Linked DNA regions of Homo sapiens: region 2 is linked to region 1. Evidence: chromatin contacts called from ENCODE Hi-C or POLR2A ChIA-PET data. All regions are on one chromosome and are shown on one strand. Each heading gives the region's core, a stretch centred on a gene start or an enhancer-like site at or near the end of the contact. The rest is flanking DNA. Distances are from core to core; before and after follow the strand shown.

The links. A loop is a pair of places that touch in the nucleus more often than their neighbours do. ChIA-PET counts read pairs that join two places held with the same protein, here RNA polymerase II (POLR2A). Pooled maps may share reads with other maps.
Region 2: a map of endothelial cell of hepatic sinusoid shows a loop between it and region 1 (5-fold over the local background). The contact joins two enhancer-like sites. A Hi-C loop is called at or near these places in 8 of 168 maps with a recorded cell type or tissue (dorsolateral prefrontal cortex, endothelial cell of hepatic sinusoid, endothelial cell of umbilical vein and 3 more) and 5 of 50 pooled maps. POLR2A ChIA-PET finds 5 or more read pairs at or near these places in 4 of 52 experiments (H1, OCI-LY7, Panc1 and 1 more).

What each region holds. Positions count from the first base shown.
Region 1 is chr6:163,259,084-163,265,218 of GRCh38, forward strand. The region is part of intron 4 of PACRG (parkin coregulated); the gene reads left to right. Among named protein-coding and RNA genes, the nearest start is that of PACRG-AS1, 62 kb to the right of the region's middle. Within about 2 kb of position 1,673, at least 5 of the 41 ENCODE cell types and tissues checked have a DNase peak (open chromatin) inside an H3K27ac peak, as active enhancers do.
Region 2 is chr6:163,306,650-163,312,809 of GRCh38, forward strand. All of the region lies in intron 4 of PACRG (parkin coregulated), which reads left to right. PACRG-AS1 (PACRG antisense RNA 1) reads right to left here. Exons shown (of 6, transcript NR_028390.1): 6 at 3,336-4,321. Among named protein-coding and RNA genes, the nearest start is that of PACRG-AS1, 15 kb to the right of the region's middle. RefSeq lists an enhancer at 2,626-3,825. Within about 2 kb of position 3,247, at least 3 of the 41 ENCODE cell types and tissues checked have a DNase peak (open chromatin) inside an H3K27ac peak, as active enhancers do.

The sequences.
Region 1 (6,135 bases), core at 423-2,922:
GGAATCTGATACCTGACAAGAATAGGAATTTACATAAGGTCATTAAGCAACCAAGACAGGCACAGACAGAACTTGAACTCAGGAGTCCTGATCCCAACCCCGTGCTCCTTTCAACGTGCCACACTGACTCAACACCCAGCAACTAACAACATTCAGCAAAAGCATGAGAAGACATGATGTTCTATGCTAAGACTGGCTAATAACTGCTATGGGGAGAGATTGGAAAGGGTTCTTCTGGAATCCCCATGCTCCCCAATGCCACTTCCTAACAATTATCCCCATTCACCGTGTAGAACCCCATTGCTCCTTTAACATTCAGGCCAGTTAGTGGTATCGTCCTGTGTCCCTCTCACTTGTGTCACCTGCTGACCTCTTCAGCCACTGAACCATACTGATTCTAGCATCTGGCCCAGAAGCCTCCATCTCTGTCATCCGAGGTGACCTGGTGTCCATACGGAAGACAGCTCCGAATTCTTCCTTGACCTCTTCGGCTCCACTGGTCATTTGGGCATCACTTCAGCCATCCAGACCCACAGCCTCAGCCTCACTTTGGACCTCAGGAGGACCTCACCCCAAAATATTAAGCTCTGACATCCTTCACTCTGACTATAAGGTCTTAGCCTTCATCTCTCTACAGTACGCCTTCCCAGCTGTTCCCTCACCCAGGTCTTTCCCATGTTGCCCCATCTGTGGCCCCTTTCCTTGCCTTCTCCAGGCTGGGTCTCAGGGTTGATCGCTAGGACTATAGGAGACCTCCCATCCGCCCCGCTCCACCCCCAGAGGCTGAGGGATGAGGGGCGGGCAGTGGAGCTGATGGAGGAAGGAGAACAGGATTCTCTGAGGAGCTGCTTCAGGCTAAGGTCCGGTCCTCTGATGATGTGCTGGTTTCAGAGTTGGAAGAGGGTGTGTGCCTGTGTGTTCCTGATGTCCTGATGAGGGTGCCCCAGGACACACGAGGGCCATCCCGCCCCTCCAAGCCCCAGCCCCTGGCTTATCCTTGGTGCCTCCAGATCTCACTCCAACTCTCATCCCCCTTCCCTTCCCGATGTTTTCCCTGCAGCATCGTCCAGTCCCCAAGCACTTCCATGGAGCTCTGCTCACTGCCGTCTGGGCCACCAGCCAGCACCTCAGCAGCCCCTTCAGCGATCGCTGGCATGGGCTCTGCCTTGGTCTCTCCTGGTCTGACGCCAACCCGGCCGCTTCATTTCCTGCGAGGGGAGCTCTCTTCAGCTCCCACGTTGGTCCAAATTGGTTTGGTCTCTTCTAGACCTCAGAGCCCATACACAAAGAACAAAGGCCAGTTAGTCTCCCACTCTGCAATTATTCAAAGTTCGGGCTTTAAAACGCAGAGATTTTTCTGCTTCATCTACCCACAGCTCAGCAACTGTATTTCTACACCTATTGTTATTCTATTTCTGTTCCTAATTGCTATTGTAGAAAACCGTGCCTAGCTGAAGCTTCGGGAGTTGCCAATCCGTGGGCTCCCTTCAAATGTAAATGTGTTATGCAAATGTCTTCTGAGGCTGGGAGTGGGATCCTGTGGTCTTCCCTGGGTAGAGACAGGGAAAGAATACTGCTGGGATGGCTGAGAAACAGAAGACAATCCGCTGCCCTCGTTATTTAAACGCTCACTGTTCTGAGATGGTTTCCTGTCTCCAACTTCCTCTCCTGCTCTAGCAGCTGAATTTAAAATACTTGCTACAGAACACTGCTTCTTCTGGGCAGGGAACGCTGCTGCTTAACCCTTCCATGCTCGTTCCCTGTGGGGACACAGCGTGTTGGCCAGCTGCACCTCTCCCAGGGTCTCAGGACCATGTCTGTAAGGTAGATGCTATTCGAATCTAGGAACCTTTTTTTTTTAATATGGAAAATCACCTATCTAAATAATGCATTGTCATCGTTAGCAAAACCTTAAAGCATCAGTACTGGTGGAGACCTTGCCATTCCAAGCAGAGTTCGAATCCTTCCAAAAACAGCCACGACATCAATGCAAAAAAAATGTTGTTTTCCAGGAGTGCTAGTCCCATCGGGAGAGCTCCTTCCCTCCTCCCTCTGTCTTCCCGGCTCCCCATGTTCCTGAGCCCGGAGCTGATCTCCGCCTCTTCTGCCCTCAGCTTAGCTGCCTGTCATCATGCCAGGCAGGCACTGGATTTTCTTTTCTTTCTATTTTTTTAATTTTACTTTAAGTTCTGGGATACATGTGCAGACAGTGCAGGTTTGTTACATAGGTAGACATGTGCCATGGTGGTTTGCTGCACCTATCAACCCGTCATCTAGGTTTTAAACCCCGCATGCATTAGGTATTTATCCTAATGCTCTCCCTCCCCTTGCCCCCCACCCCCTGAGGTGCTGGATTTTCACTGTCCTGAGATTTTCACTCTCCCTCATACCCTCTTTGCTGGCCTCCCATTATCACCAGCAGCAATTTGGTCCAAAGAAAGTTCTCAGCTTCTGAATGAATGAGCCCTCAAACCCATGAGCTCCTTGACTCAGTGCTTATGCTGTGCTGAGCCAGGCACTCGCAGGACACTCGGCCCTGCTGGTCAGCCCTGCTGGCCGGGGGCTCCACATCTGTGGATTTGGCAAAATGCAGATCTGAAATACTTGGGGGGAAAATATGCCTGTACTGAACATATACAGAAATTTTTTCTTGTCATTGTTCCCTAAACAATAAAGTATAACAACTATTTACATAGCCTTACATTGTGTTAGATATGATAAGTAATATAGAGATGATTTAAAGGATACCAAAGGTTGTGCAGGGGTTATACGCAAATACTGCACCATTTAGTATCAGGGACTTGAGCATCTGTGGATTTTAGGATCACCCGGGGTCCTGGAACCAATCCCCCAGGAATACGGTGGGACAACTATATTAATTAATTAACCTTTTTTGCATTTATCAGTAGTTTCTGTGTTCAATATTGTCTATTGCTGCTATTTCCAAGATGTGGGGAAAAGGTGACCACAAATATATAGAAATGTATTCTGTGCATTCTAAAATAAATTCTAAACTATATGAAAGTAGAGGGCAAAGCAGAAAATGCTGGAAAAACGGCCCTGGCCCAAGACTTTGAGCTGTTTGTCTTTCGTTTTTCACACTGTCGTGTTACTCAGTAGTCCTGGCAGCTCTACTGTACCATTCTGAATTTCAGAGAAAGAAAGGGGAGCTAACTCTGCCCTGGAATATTATTTATGTTCTAAAGTGCTAAAAGTACTTTCAAGCGCAATTAGCTTATTTAAGAGGCAGAGATTATGTTGTTCTCTGCCTACCTCATCGGGTCACTGGGAGGATCACAGGCGGGGGAATATATATCTGTGTTTTGAGCACAGTAGGAAGAAAATCTTTGTGTAAATTCAGGTTGGCTTTATAATGATCCGGCAAGATTGGAATATCTGATCAAAGCGAATCACTCTGATCTACTCAGTTACAACATGATCTCTTTTTTTTTTTCAGATCTAATAATATATCACAAATTGACATGTGCTTGTGAGAATGATTTGTGGTTGATCTCGATGCTCAGACATGGCCATCGGCATTCCAATTATTCCCTCCCCTTTACTTAATTTCACTACAGACTTGCCCCATAGCTCATGGTTCTATAACAGTCTCTGACTTCATCACATTTTTATCAGGAAACAAATGGATCACTGGCTTGCACAAAATACAAATTTAGGCCAGGTGCAGTGGCTCACACCTGTAATCCTAGCACTTTGGGAGGCTGAGGCGGGAGGATCACTTGAGCGCAGAAGTTCAAGACTAGCCTGGGCAACATAGTGAGACCCCCCCCCCCATGTCAACTAAAAATTTAAAAAATTAGCCCAGTGTGGTGGCGCATGCCCAGGTAGTCCCAGCTACTCAGGAGGCTGAGGCGGGAGATCTCCTGAGACCAGGAGGCTGAGGCTGCAGTGAGCTATGATCACACCACTGCACTACAGCCTGGGCAACCGAACAAGACTCTCCCTCAAAAATAATAGTAATATATAAATTTGTCTGCAATTGTGAAAAATAAATAAATTTACATACTAGATCCAAGGCCCTGAGTTTTAACTTGATAACTGGGGCCAGGTATCTTACAGACCCCAGGAGGCCTTTCAAACCCGTTACTTGCGTCGTCATGCCAAGGGGCTGAGAACCCTTCCCTTCCCATCCCGAGAGCCCAGAAAGAATTCTGCAACTGTCTGTGAGCCAACTAGACTTGAACAGGCTAACTGACCTGCTACTCAGGAAAGAAACATTAGCTTGCTCACAAGAGCTTCCCTCACAGACTTGGTACAGAAGTCTAAGGATCACGTGGCGGCCGCAGCCTCTGTGTTTCTGTCCCCTGAGTCAGCACGTACAGAACACGCTGTGCGCCAAGGACCAGACCCTGCTGTGGAGAAAGCTACAGTGAAAGGTCAAGTCTGTGCAGAAATATGTGACTATTGAACACCCTCCTCTTCTCAATCACAAAAGCTCTTTATAATTCCTCCTCTGCAGGCAAAAACTGTGGGAAACTCTCACATTAGGCAGAATTTTTTTCTGACAATATCTGGAACCAAAGACCCACAGTCAGGTTAAAAATCACATTTTCATTGAAACAGTTTATGAAAAGCCTATTACCTAGCAATTTTATATTTGAATGCAATTATGTTAATGTTATTAGTACATTATGAATGGTACTAATATGATTATTGTTTCATGTGGTATTACAGGAAATTAATTCAAATGGATTTACATATTTTTTAGATAAAGGGCACTGCTAACACGGATAAATAAGAAGCCTGACGTTACTTTAAAAACAAAAGATAGCACTGAGAAAGCCAGGTTGTGACTTCATTTGTAATACTAACACACCATTTTTGTGCTTTTTTGTTGATGTAAATATTTTGCAATTTCCAAAGTGTTTTTCTTGTTGAATGCAGCAATCTGAATTAATTTCCCCAGCCTCTGCCAGTGTGCCTTTAGCCCATTTTATACTTGAGGGAGTTGAGAGTCAAGAGAAGGAAACTTGCCCCAATTTATACCCAGAATCCAGACAGTGCAAGATGCAAACTCAAATAGCTGAGAACTCAACTCCTACTGTTAGATCATCGGGGAATGTAACTTCTCACGTCGAATCATTCAGAGTTGTAATTAAGTAAGGCCGGACCTCTGGAAGCTCTCCTTCCCTGGATTTTGGTGAAAGGAAATGCTTGTTTCTGCACTGGGCAAGGCTGATTTCCATCTCACAGTACACTTTCTGCATCTCCTGCTTATCCAGAGGAGACCCCACCAGCCTCCCGAGCTCCATCGTCCCTCAGAGTCACTCCGCATCCACTGCGCACTGCTCTACACACTGCTCTGGGCTAGTCACACTGTGCTGCTGGAGACAAAAGTGTGAGCACAAAACAAGCCAGCAGCAGGGGACACTGTGTGCACTCAGCCCATGCAAACAGTAGGTGCCAGCCGAAGTCGTTCAAGGGCGACAGAGCGGTCACAGGTGTGGTTGAGAAGAGCCGCCCAGAAACAAGATCTGGGCTGGGCCTAGACAGAGATTGGTGGGGCAGCTGAGGTGAGGGGAGCTGTGGGTGCAAGGGCAGAGGGCAATTTGCAGGGTATATACACGGTGAGGGCAGAGCTTCCGCTGGTTGGAAAATAGGGGGTGAAACTGAGTTGGGGACAAACTGCAGATTACCTCTAGGCTTAGGACGGAGGAGTTGCTGCCAACTTTTAAACACCTGAAATTGATAAGGGAGAAGCTGCCTCTGCCAAAACCAATCTGGCAACTGTGCACAGAAAAACAGGTTAAGAAACGAGTCTTTCGCAAGTATGTAGGCCTGGGGTGATAAAGGCCTGAACTACCTAGGAGGGATGGCCTCTGCCCCAAGCCAAGGAACGCTATCAAATCTGATAAACTAGTAAGCTGGGAATGATAATTCTATGGTGATAGATCCTAGCAATGGATGATATGCTTTTAAGCTGAAAGTGCTTTGAGGACTAGTACTCTATCTTATTTGTCTATTTTCAGCTTGTAGTAAAGAGCCGGCTTCCACTCCTGCTGGGTGAATGAACGCATGCATGAACGAATGAATGCAGGCATGTGCGAATGAGTGGGCTCTAAAGATAGTATGTTGTAGATAATTTCCTGACTAATGATAGGGATTCCGACCCTG
Region 2 (6,160 bases), core at 1,997-4,496, 49 kb after region 1:
ACTAGAATTAATTATATAAACATTTGGTCTTTTCAGGTTTTCTTAGAACTTGACTTGACACCTGATTTTGATGCTTATGAGGTTTCTGACTTACTTTGAAGAATTACATAGTTGCTTTGTGATCATCTTTTCAGTTGAAATACAGGCATCCATTGAATAACTGTCATTTCTAAATGCTTATTCCAAAGTTACATTGTGATATTATAAAAAGTAATATTAGGTGAATAGAAACCAGAGAGCATCCAAAGTTCAGTCTTTATTCAGAGGCAGTAACTGAGATTCAGAGAAGTTAAATAACCTGCCCATAGTTAAATAGCTAGTGAGTTATTGAATAGTATAGCTACTAAGTTATTGAAAATTATATCTCAGGCTATTTGCCTTGAAGTCCAGTATTCTTTTCACTATATCAGTATGATCCCATTGTTAGTGTTGTACATTTCATAGATAAATGAATCTACTTTGCAGTTGGACAACGACAATTGTTTAGAAATTGTCATTGTCTATGTGAGGGAAATTTAGATATTGAATTGACTCTTAGGCCAAGATTCATGATCTCTTCAGGTGACCAATGGCCCCATTCAGAAGATGAAAACGTTTCCTCAAGCTTTTGGAAATATGATGGCTTAGTAACCTAGTGCTTTAGTGACCCAGCCTTCGGTGTCAAGAAGAGAGAAAGAGAACGAGACATCCAGCTGGGAATCGAGTGCTTACTTCAAAGCTTTTATCTTCAGAGGAAAGAAATCTTGTGAATTTCATTAATGTCAACAAGATCTGAGAAGATTTGAAGTGGGTAAGCCCTTGGGCATCTCTAGCGTGCCAGATGCCGTGGTTATTGTAAGTTTTGGTTGAAAAACCATTGCAACTTTGATTCACACACCCATGAACCAAGACTTTGGAAATATCCATTGTAAGGTTGTATTTAAGGGAATGTAGGGAACCTTCGGTTTCCAAGAGAACATGAAGTCAGCCAAGGAAGCAGTGGCTAAGCATGGCCCAGACACAGAAACACCCAGGATTCCAAATGGGGAAACACACATTATGGTTAAGGGGGAGAAAAGTTGAGTCCCCTCAAAGTTACATAGCAAAGCTAAAAAAATAGAGTGAAAGAAGCATTTCTTTAGGATTCTAAAAGCAGATAACTTCACGGCTTCTCCCCAAAAGGCTCTTCTCTTACTCATTGTTTAAAAAGAAAAAAAATGAATTTGGTCCTAGGTTTTCCCCTGCCTCTTTCTTTTCTTTCTCACTCCTTCACCTCCAGAAAAGACCAGATTGGAATTCATAGCTGTTTCCCTATAATTATCTAAACTTTACTGGAGAAAACTCTTATTCTAAAACAGGTAACACTATTTCTATATAGTAAATTCAGTCCAAGCTAACCCAAACAAACACATTTCTGGCAAAACAAATGGTGACAATTTAATCTAGGTATTGAAACTGTAAATATCTTAAAAGATAAAATATACCTGTAGCTTTCCTTTTCCCCTTTCTTAATTCATATTAAAAAAACTCAAAAGCAACCATTTCTAAATTCGCAAACATTATGAGTTATTGTTAATGACTTTTTTTAGCAATATGTTATCTGTTGAATAAATTTCTTTTGAAAATTTTTAGCTTTATTTCACTAAAATTGACATTTCTGCTTAAAAAACAAGGAGTAAATACAAACAAGGAGTTTCTGTTTTGGTCATCTCAATCTTTTAACTACTAAATCCAATAAACACAAAGGAAAAATTTGGCTGGGTGTGGTGGCTCACGCCTGTGATCCCAGCACTTTGGGAGGCCAAGGCGAGCGGATCACTTGAGGCCAGGAGTTCGAGACCAGCCTGGTCAACATGGCAAAACTCTGTCTCTACTAAAAATACAAAAATTAGCTGGGCATCGTGATGCACACCTGTAATCCCAGCTACTCAGGAGGCTGAGGCAGGAGAATCGTTTGAACCTGGGAGGCAGAGGCTGTAGTGAGCCAAGGTTGCACCACTACACTTCAGCTTGGACCACAGAGTGAGGCTCCGTCTCAAAAAAAAAAAAAAGGAAAATTTATTCAGAATCATCCAACAGAGAATCTGTGATGGCTTAGTGTCGTCAAGAAACATGATAATAATAAATGCAGTGAGTTCCACCTGCACAAACCTGCCAAGACCTGAGCCAGGCCGCCAGGGCTCGCTTTCTCTCTCACCACAGCGGATGACATCACTGCAACCCAATCAGAAGAAAGCCAGCTTTAGCTGTGACTGATGACGTCAAAGGTTACAGGTCTTAATAGGTGAAAATCCTTTTACTTGGGCCTTAAAGCTCTTGAAATTTTTTAGTTCAGCATTTGAGAATCAAAAATATGCCTTTTCTGGTCCAGAAAGAAACTATTTGATTTCTTCTGTCAGCATTTTTTTTTTAAATTCCACTCAGTGTTGCTTCAGCGAGATTACCTGGCCCCAGTGGGGAACACATGGCAAGGCGATTTCTGCAGTCGGCTTGATTCCGACAAATGCTGGGTACGGAAAGAGCTTGGATCTGGCCTGAGTTCACTCAAGCGCCATGTGTGCAAAGTGGCTACGCCTGGCAGCAAATGCTCCACATGCCAACGGCCAGAGCACAGCCCTAGACCGATGGCGGTGCGGCTGAACCACGAGGCCTCCGCAGCTATTTATTTCAGAGCCTTGGTTTTATGGCTGTCATTCAGCCTTGGGTGCGTGGAGAGAGTCAGTCTGCCTGAGTCAATGTCTCATGCTCTCTGCGGCTAAGGTGAATGTTGTTCTATCAGTATAATCGTCATGTATTTGTCTGAGATAGTTGCTAATTTCTACAGTCAGTTCTACAGTCTAGCTATTGTGTACCTAGGAAGTAACACAAACCATTGTTGTTACTGAGCCTGGCAAGTTGCATCATAAAATTCAAGCTTCCGAAAGCAGGTATTTAGTGTGAAGAAAGACTGGTAATGATAGTTTTATCATCATCTCAGTCACCTCTTAACCATTTCCTGATTCACTCAGGTGGTTTTTAATGGAGTTTCCCAAGTTAGTGTTTCCTGGGAGAATGTTTGGTTCGTTGCCTTCTAACAGCCTCCAGCTCTTCAGGCATCTCAGGCAGGAGAGCGTGTTGGGGCCGGGACTCTCCTCCCGTGGACCTGACAACTCTGCCTTCCCCGGTGTGGTCTCGCTGTTCCCTTTGAGAGTGCGATGCTGCCGCTTCAGCCAGGACGTTCTCAAAATTAGCAGAAGGGCTTCCTTCCTGAAATCGTGCCTATTTAGGATTTTCTTAGTCATTACGAAAAAGTATAGATAGAGTTCATAAATGACTTCATCTATTCGGTATCAAATGAACAACACTTCAGGCATGTTGAATGAGCAATCTAAAGGAAACATTTATTTGTTTAATTTTTCCAGTGCCTTCAATAAGGCTTTCATTTCCAAATAACTCCTTTGTGTATTGCTGTTCATACAATGGCTATATATTTACCATTTAACAGTATTGCCCCAAAGCGTAAGAGTGAGAAAAATCCAAATTTGAATTAAATTCTCCCTGAGCCTCGCAGTGGCCGTCACACGTTCCCCTCCTGCTTTTCGCGTCTCTAGGATCTCCGAGTGTCTTGACTACAACAAACCGTTCAGAGTTCTCAAGACGCAGGGCTCGGTGGCAAGCAAAGCGCCACGGGGGACACACAGCGCGTGGAGGCTCTGGAAGCAGTGGGGTGCGTGGGCCCAGACATACTTCCATGGAGGAGAAAGTGACCACTGTATGCTACAGGAAGCGTGGCTAATTAGGCTTCCTCAGCTGGATGGCAAGCTCCCGGGGGTCTTTTTTGTCTCGCATTGCCCTATAGCGCGGAGTAGATGCTTAGTCTACAGGGAGGACAGCCTGTGAAACAGCTGCAGCTGCTGCCACGACCCACGGCGTTCTGCAGGACGGAGGAGCAACGCGTCAGCACACGTCCCGGGAGTGACGTGGGAAGACCTCGCTCTGGCCACCAAACCGTCCTTCCTTTCTGTCTTTGCTTCCTTCACCTTCGATTTTTTCCTTTCTCCTGTAATAGTCATAACTAAAGAACGTAGAAGAAAGAATGAAGTTTGCACACAGTCTAGAATTGAAATGGAGAATACATCATCAGAATCCTAGGTCATCCAAGCCTCTTGCTGGTCCGTGTCCACGGAGTGGCAGATATCTTTGTGAAATGTAAATGTGTCAGGTGCAGCTCCCCATTGCGGTGGCCCTCGGTGACAAGATATACGGCTGTCCCTTCACAGCCCCAAGCTGAGTTCACGCAGCCCGGAGGATGCTATCGCTGGACAAGAGACCAGAGACCGGGATAGACACGTGCGTCCTAGTTCTGAACAAAATGGTATCCGGAAAGAGAAAGCATCCCATGGGGACAGTTTAAGGAGGTTTAGATAGAAAAATGAGTGTGCATATTATTCATGCTTAAACTGCTTACATCATCAAAAACACCAATATTCAGAGGAATAAATGCACTTAAAATAATTCTTAACCAAGAACAACTTTGAGGCAGTAGGTCACATGCCTCCTGCATGGAGGGATCTCCAAGAACAGAAACTAAATCCCTCGTTCTCCTCTGCCTGCCTCTCATCTTTCCAGAAGCACCAGGTCTGGCTTAAACCATTGCTTTCATTCTATTTGTTTGATTATAAATAAAATATATCTTTTCCATCATCAATGTATATTTTCTAGCTCCCAGACATAAAATCCACTCCTTGCTTTCTAAATTGAAGTGTCATTTTCCTAATCAGAATTGACAATTGTAAATAACCATTTGGGTTTATTCGTTTTAATGTCCTATTCTCACAAACGTATTTTTCACGTGTCGCATGTATTTAAAATGGTGAGTTCAAACTTAATCATCTCAATTTCAGGCCCTCAAAAAACTGTCAATGTAGCAGGTTTGAAATGGAGACCTCATGATTCACCTGCTTCTCAACATAGTTAGACCCCAAACCGTGCAGGGTCATTGTTTCAGCATGAAAAGTAAAGGAGGTGTTCCTTTTTTGGTCTTTTTTCTACCCCAATGATACGCATTCTGCAACCACAAATATTCCAACTCCAACTCACTTTTTGAATAAGCAACTCCTATTGTGTTTTGTTCTTTTATCATTTGAGGTTATACACTGTGGAAAAACAAAAAAAGCTACATAGTTTACTTACTCCTATGGTCAAATTTTTTTTAAAAGTAAGAACATGAGATAAAGTTCTGCTTGTCATTGCTGCCTTCTGGGGCAGTGGAAAAGCAGGTGCCTTAAGCTTTCCATTGTGTGCAGATCTTCCACGCCCTTTCCCTCCATCAGGAAAATATGTCTGTCTCCTGGTCTATTCAGCTCTTGACCTTCTGACTCATATGCCGACAAAAGGCACCATTTATGAGTGACTAATGTATGTATCTTTGTCCATAAGGAACTTGATCACAGCAGCCACAACTCAGCATCATCATCAACTATCTTTTCCGTGTGCCCTCCAGGGGTTTATGCAATGGGCTCTGTCCTATGCAAACAGGCCATGCCACCTTCTCCCTAGGTCCACCTCTTTCATGCCTAGGAGGAGTTTATCAGCTATAATTTGGGGAGAAGGGGCACACAAAGATGAGCCCAACTCTGAGGGGACATTTGTCCCTGCTTTGGTTGGAATCCTGGAAAGCTGAAGTTGTTTCTAAAAAGCACATTCTCTGCTGCTGACCTCCCCTGTCACGCAGGGTCCTCCCACCAGCACCTCTGTTCAAATCCCCTGTTGCTTTTCATCCTGCCCACCTTCTTCCTTAACATCTTTTCTTTACACCTGTAGCAAATGTCAACAACGCCTCCTCCCAACACGAGCTTCCTCCTCCTCTCTCAATCCAACTCAAAGTCCTTCGTGGAAGGCTCCCCACAAGCGGAGCCACCGGGCTTCATCTCCCCCGTGCAGCCATTCCTGCCTGCACCTTCTCACGCCTCCGAACACCATGTCAATCTTAAGAAATATAAACAGAAAAACCGGTGGACTTCAAATGCATATCCATTTACATGTTTGTTTTTACAAAGTGTATCGTTGTTTTCCTCAAAAACAATAGGGCAAGGACCCTTTTGTTTCAAAATCTTATCTCTTGTTTATCTGATATATTCTTTTTGTTTTGTTTGTTTGTTTTTGAGACAGGGTCTTACTCTTTGCCCAGGCTGGAGTGCAG